Regions from separate parts of the Homo sapiens genome. Here region 2 is linked to region 1. A link is an interaction called in ENCODE POLR2A ChIA-PET data of the cell type or tissue named here. Cell type or tissue: A673. All regions are shown on one strand. Links, peaks and the distances in the headings refer to the core of each region. The heading gives the core; the rest is flanking DNA. Region 1 overlaps NUP50-DT (NUP50 divergent transcript). Region 2 overlaps PRR5-ARHGAP8 (PRR5-ARHGAP8 readthrough).

The links. ChIA-PET counts read pairs that join two places held together with the same protein. Peaks named below come from ENCODE experiments on the same cell type or tissue, not always from the same donor. Only the 100,000 strongest peaks of a DNase experiment are listed, where the experiment ranks them.
Region 2: POLR2A ChIA-PET joins it to region 1 with 10 read pairs; 2 of 35 experiments call an interaction of 5 or more read pairs at or near these places.

What each region holds. Positions count from the first base shown.
Region 1 is chr22:45,158,702-45,161,614 of GRCh38, forward strand. The region is part of intron 1 of NUP50-DT (NUP50 divergent transcript); the gene reads right to left. Among named protein-coding and RNA genes, the nearest start is that of NUP50-DT, 3.6 kb to the right of the region's middle. RefSeq lists a silencer at 1,007-1,301. In A673, for the core only: CTCF peaks have their summits at 1,188 and 1,388; a DNase peak (open chromatin) is centred at 1,140; H3K4me3 peaks cover 816 bases; H3K27ac peaks cover 1,298 bases.
Region 2 is chr22:44,841,336-44,844,248 of GRCh38, forward strand. The region is part of intron 10 of PRR5-ARHGAP8 (PRR5-ARHGAP8 readthrough); the gene reads left to right. All of the region lies in intron 7 of ARHGAP8 (Rho GTPase activating protein 8), which reads left to right. Among named protein-coding and RNA genes, the nearest start is that of ARHGAP8, 90 kb to the left of the region's middle. RefSeq lists an enhancer at 504-1,201. In A673, for the core only: no CTCF peak of the experiment used is centred there; no DNase peak of the experiment used is centred there.

The DNA of each region.
Region 1 (2,913 bases), core at 166-2,665:
GTTGAATCCCAGTTTAGTTAAGTCTTTCTTAAAGAGCCAAATGTGTTCATATTGAAAGAGATTCAGTCTAGAATCTATGAATGGGGACAGGGAGTCCCTGACCTCTGGCCAACATTTCAAAAAGCCTACTGGAAATCATAAATCTAACTCATAATAAAACTGCTCTGGCTAAAACACAGCTCTTTGCTTTTAGCCAGAGTTACAGGAACTCAGCTCAATATTAGTGGCGGTCTAGAAGCCAAAACCGCCGAATGTCAGTCACACTTTTTTGTTTTTGTTCTTTTAAGCCTCAGTGGGGGTGAAAGTTATATTTTTGATCAGTTAAAAAAAAAATGAAACTGAATTCCCATTTCACAAATATTTTACTTGTGTTGAAACAAGGTCTTGCTCTGTCGCCCAGGCTGGAGTGCAGTGGTGCAATCACAGCTCACTACAACCTCGACCTCTCGGGGTTAAGCAATCCTCCCACGTCAGCCCTCCCAAGTAGCTAGAACCACCACGTGCCACCACGCCCAGCTAATTTAAACAGTTTTCGTAGAGATAGGGTTTTGCCATGTTGCCAAGGCTGGTCTCAAACTCCTGGGGTCAAGCGATCTGCCTACGTTGGCCTCCCAAAGTGCTGGGATTACAGGCGTGAGCCACCATGCCCGGCCTGTTTTTTAAAAATTTTCCATTTTTGTTTTTTGACGAGACGAGGTCTCATTATGTTGCTCAGTCTGGTCTCCAACTCCTGGGCTCAAGCAATCCTCCTGCCTTGGTCTCCCAAAGTGTTGGGATTACAGGTGTGAGCCACTACACCTGGCCAAAATATTTTACAGTAAAATATTTTAAAACAAGAATTAGAAAAATATTAGCATTAGAAAAAAATGAAAATCTTTTGAGCTGTTTAGGGGAGAAAGCTCCAAGGAACTTAAAAACAAGTGATACTGTCTTATTTAACAGTCCATTTACTCAGCCCCATACTGTGTGCTTTACCTAAGTGTTCACACTTAATCTGTACAACCAAATGAAGGTACATAATACACCCTCGCTTTACAGATGAGGAAACTTGAGCTCAGAGCTCAGTTTGTCCAAGGCTGCCAAGCTGGTAAGTGATACGGCCAGGAGATTAACTCCAAAGCCCCACTGCCAGGCAGATAACAGAACATTTCCTGTTTTCATTCCTTAACATTAGGAGCAAAGTGTAGTTCTGTAGGCTTCCTGTTGGGTGTTTTCTGGTAAATCGTAACAGGAATGACTCCAGGTCGAGGTTTAAGCCTACCTAAAATGAAGGCCAGAACACAGCTAGAACACAGCAATATTATCTTGCCATTTTCTTTGCTAGGTTAAACTGGGCTTGAATGATCTGAGACATTTATGACCTGATCACTGTGGCAAAACTGATACAAAGCTGGCTCCTGGCATGGACCTCTAACAGCAGAAAGAAAGGCAGGATCACATCACCATGGACTCATTTGGAATCAGGTAAAGTAGGTAAACTGACATGTCTGGGTATTTATTTACTGAACATGATGACAATGACCCAGCCTAACAACCATCACAGTCCTTTGGCTCTCAGGGGTTAAGCAAATTGAAAGGGATTTTTGAAAGGCAGAGTATAGGAAAAAAGGGCTAACACCTTTGGAGGAGTATTTCATAACATGAGACTTGAGCTTCATTAAAAGGAAGTAGCCAAATTCAATGGAGGTAGATGTCTGCGTGCAAAGTGCCTCCATTCTTCTGAGTTATAGCCAGTTTAAAGTTGTCATTTTAGCCAGCAATGAAATCCATCCAGTAAGGCGCAAGACAGCTACAGTGCTATCATATACATAAATCTTTTTTATTTGCATTAGAAAGGCATCAGTTATTTCAATGCTACAATGTGTAATTAAGTAAATGTGTTAATCATTTGGCTTACCCTTACAATACTGTATTATTCCAAGAATGAAAGTTCTGATTTTAACTAAGCCACAATTCAATGTTGAGTACAAGAAAGTCTACCTCTACCTAAGCTGCCTCTATCCCTGACATGGTCACAACCTAGAGATCAAGCAGCCAGTTTGTCAGAGGCATTGGAACCAGAGCAATTCCATCTTGAAGAGGCAGTAGGTAAAATCAGGCAGAGACCTGTTGGCTGCATTCTTAGTAGTCACAAGATGTTTAGGGTTACAGGAACAGATTAATAACGTTCACTAAACAAACCCAGGACTTAACAGACCCAGGAAACATTTTGATGTCGCTGTATCTGTTAGTCCAAACTGCACCATTTTCTTTCTTTCTTTTTTTTTTTTTTTTGAGATGGAGTCTCGCTCTGTTGCCCAGGCGGGAGTGCAGTGGGGCAATCTCAGCTCACTGCAAGCTCCGCCTCCTGGGTTCACGCCATTCTCCTGCCTCAGCCTCCTGAGTAGCTGGGACTACAGGCACCCGCTACCACGCCCGGCTAATTTTTTGTATTTTTAGTAGAGATAGGGTTTCACCATGTTGGCCAGGATGGTCTCGATCTCTTGACCTTGTGATCCACCCGCCTCAGCCTCCCAAAGTGCTGGGATTACAGGCGTGAGCCACCACGCCCTGCCAAACTGCACCATTTTCTAAGCCCCCCGCCATTTCGCAGACACTGGTCAAAGCGAAACATTCCACGGGGGTTCAGGCCGTGAGAAATTTCCTGCCCAACTTTCTTACCAAACCCTGTTGGGTAAAGGCCCAATTGAAGGAACATCCCTATCAAACCTTGCTCAGCAAAGGTGCAAGGAACATCACTGTCACTTTCTGAGGGAACAAGGGCCAAACTGCCTGATCATAGAACGTTTTATGGATAGATATACTGGTAAGTATATTCACATGGCAAGCCATACTGCCCATTCCCCTCCTGCCCTATAAGTACCCCAGCCTGTAAGCAGCAGTGGGCTCTGGCATTAAGCTGATCCCCCATCT
Region 2 (2,913 bases), core at 135-2,634, 320 kb before region 1:
ATTCTCATTTAATTCTCACCCGCCTGCCCACCCTGGGAGGCAGGTGCTAGTATCCCGCCCATGTGACAGGAGAGGAAGTAGAAGCAGAGGTGTCGAGTAGCTCTCACGCCTGCTCCCTGCCTTCCAAGTGCACTCCTAGCTCCACGTGGCCAAATCCAACTTCCTTTTTGGGGTATCCCTAAAATGCCTCCTCTGCGGTACCGGACTGCGCTCAGGGTATCTCTCTTCCTGTGCACACCAGTCAGCTTTTGCTAATTATGCTGCATAACAGTCTCACTGGGCTGCAACATGTTTCTTTCTCGCTAAGGTTGGGAGGTAGACAGGCCAGCAGGGGCTCGGCCCACCTCCATGTACCTGCATTTTGGTACCGGGCTGAAGAAGTAGCCTCTTGACATGCCATTCTCAGGGTGGGGACTGGAATAAGAGTGGCCACGCCAAACTACGCTGTCTCCTTGGACGTGGTATATGTTGTGTCTGCTCACGTCCCACAGCAGGGCACATGGCCCAGCCCAGAGTCAGTGGGGCAGGGAGGTGACTGCCCTCCAGGAAATGAAGGTGACACAGAGAGGAAGGGGACGCTTGTTGACGGCACCACAGTCTACTCCCGTGTGGCTCCTGATCAGCACCAGGTGCGGGGAGCACTGCCAAAATCTGCTTCTCATCCTCCCCCAAGTATGTACTGTTTGCTGGGTCTCAGGCCCTGTGTTGGACACTTGATTTGAAGGGTTAAAACCAGGCACAGGCTTAGCGCAGTGGCTCATGCCTATAATCCCAGCACTTTGGGAGGCTGGGGCGGGCGGATCACATGGTCAAGAGATAGAGATCATCCTGGCCAACATGGTGAAACCCCGTCTCTACTAAAAATACAAAAATTAGCTGGGCATGGTGGTGCGTGCCTGTAGTCCCAGCTACTCGGGAGGCTGAGGCAGGAGAATTGCTTCAACTCAGGAGGTGGAGGTTGCAGTGAGCAGAGATTGCGCCACTGCACTCCAGCCTGGGGGACAGAGCGAGACTCCATCTCAAAACAAACAAACAAACAAACAAAAACAGCACAGGTCTTGCATACACATCCCCAGTCATTTCCTTGGGATGAATTCCTAGACATAGATTCACTGGATCAAACAGTGTGACTGTTTGTAAGGTTTTTGGTTGTCGTGGAATCACCCTCCAGAAAGGTCACGTGCTTTGTAGAGCCTGAAGCCGGGGGTCACAGGCAGACCTCAGTGGCTCAGGCAGGTGGGGCTGGTGGCGAGAGGAAAGTCCCTCATCCTAACACTCACTCACGTGCAATGTGCAAACATAGCTGATGCGTCAGCTGGAGGTGAGGGCCAGCTGGCACTGGCAGGCAGGAGCCCAGCCTGGCTTCCTTGGGGGCCACCAGGGGTGACATAGACCCTCAGAGCCAGGGCTGAGCATCAGGAGGTTGGCAGGGCCTGGGGGACGCCAGGAGCTCTCTTGCAACAAGAGAGAAAAGCAGCATCTTAGAGTTGTCTCAGTGCAAAGGCTCACATCACAGTCAGCCCCAGCAAGGCCAGGGAGACCCAGTCGAATACTTTGACCCCAGGTGGGCCTGTGTTTGTCTTTGTGTGTGTCCAGCATTGTGTTCTGTTTTGATGAGAATGTATGCCATGGGCTACGTTTTCATTTTCATCTTGGTGAAGGTTTACGTTGTTGATGACCTGTGGACTCTAAGGATCAGGGAGAGGACCCTGCATCCAGAGGTGGGCAGTTGGAATGTAAACCCCTCACGAGGCCAGCTGTGGACAGGCACGGAAGCCTTTCTCTCTCTGGACCCCTTTTCCTTATCCATGAAGTGGGTAACAGTAGCCTGCCTTGCCCACCACATTATTTCCAGTGAAACAATGCATTTTGCAAGCGGTAAAGCTGTGTATTTCAGAAATAAATGCCCAGTAAAAACTCTTTCAGATAAACCAAAGCTGAGAGAATGTATTTTCAGCAGAACTACACTATAAGAAATGTTAAGGGAAGCTCTGCAGAACAAAGAAATAGAATGCCAAATAGAAATTGGGATCCTCACAAAGGAATGAAGCATGCTGAAAATGGCAAATATGTGTAAATAGAAAATAAATAGATTTTCTCATTTTTAAGAATATCTTTGAAAGTAGATTGACTGTTTAAATAAAAATAATAAAGTAGTATGAGGCTTAAAACATGTTAGAGTACTGGATAATGTATTATATTATAAAGACAGGCCTGGCCCAGTGGCTCATGCCTGTAATCCCAGGACTTTGGGAGGCCAAGGCAGGTGGATTGCTTGAGCTCAGGAGTTCAAGACCAGCCTGGACAACATGACAAAACCCTGTCTCTACAAAAAATTAACTGGCATGGCATGGTGGCACATGCCTGTAGCCCCAGCTACTTGGGAGGCTAAGGTGAAAGTATTGCTTGAGCCCAGGAGGTCAAGGCTGCAGCTAGCCAAGATCACACCGCTGTACTCCAACCTGGGCAACAGGGTAAGACCTTGTCTCAAAAAAAAAAAAAAAAAAAAGGATGGGATATGAGACTTATACTATAAGTAGAATGGTATAATATCATTTGAAATAGACTGTATTACATTAAATATGTATAATGTAAAACTAGGGTCACTACAAATAAAAAGATACAGCATATATACATAGAGAGAAGAGGGAGAGAGTTGAAGTCTTGCTCTGTCATCCACACTTGGAGTGCAGTGGTGCGATCTTGGCTCCCTGCAACTTCCGCCTCCTGGGTTCAAGTGATTCTCCTGCCTCAGCCTCCAGAGTAGCTGGGATTACAGGCATGCATCACCACGCCTGGCTAATTTTTGCATTTTTAGTAGAGACGGGGTTTCACCATGTTGGCCAGGCTAGGCTTGAACTCCTGACCTCGTGGTCTGTCCACTTTGGCCTCCCAAAGTGCTGGAATTACAGG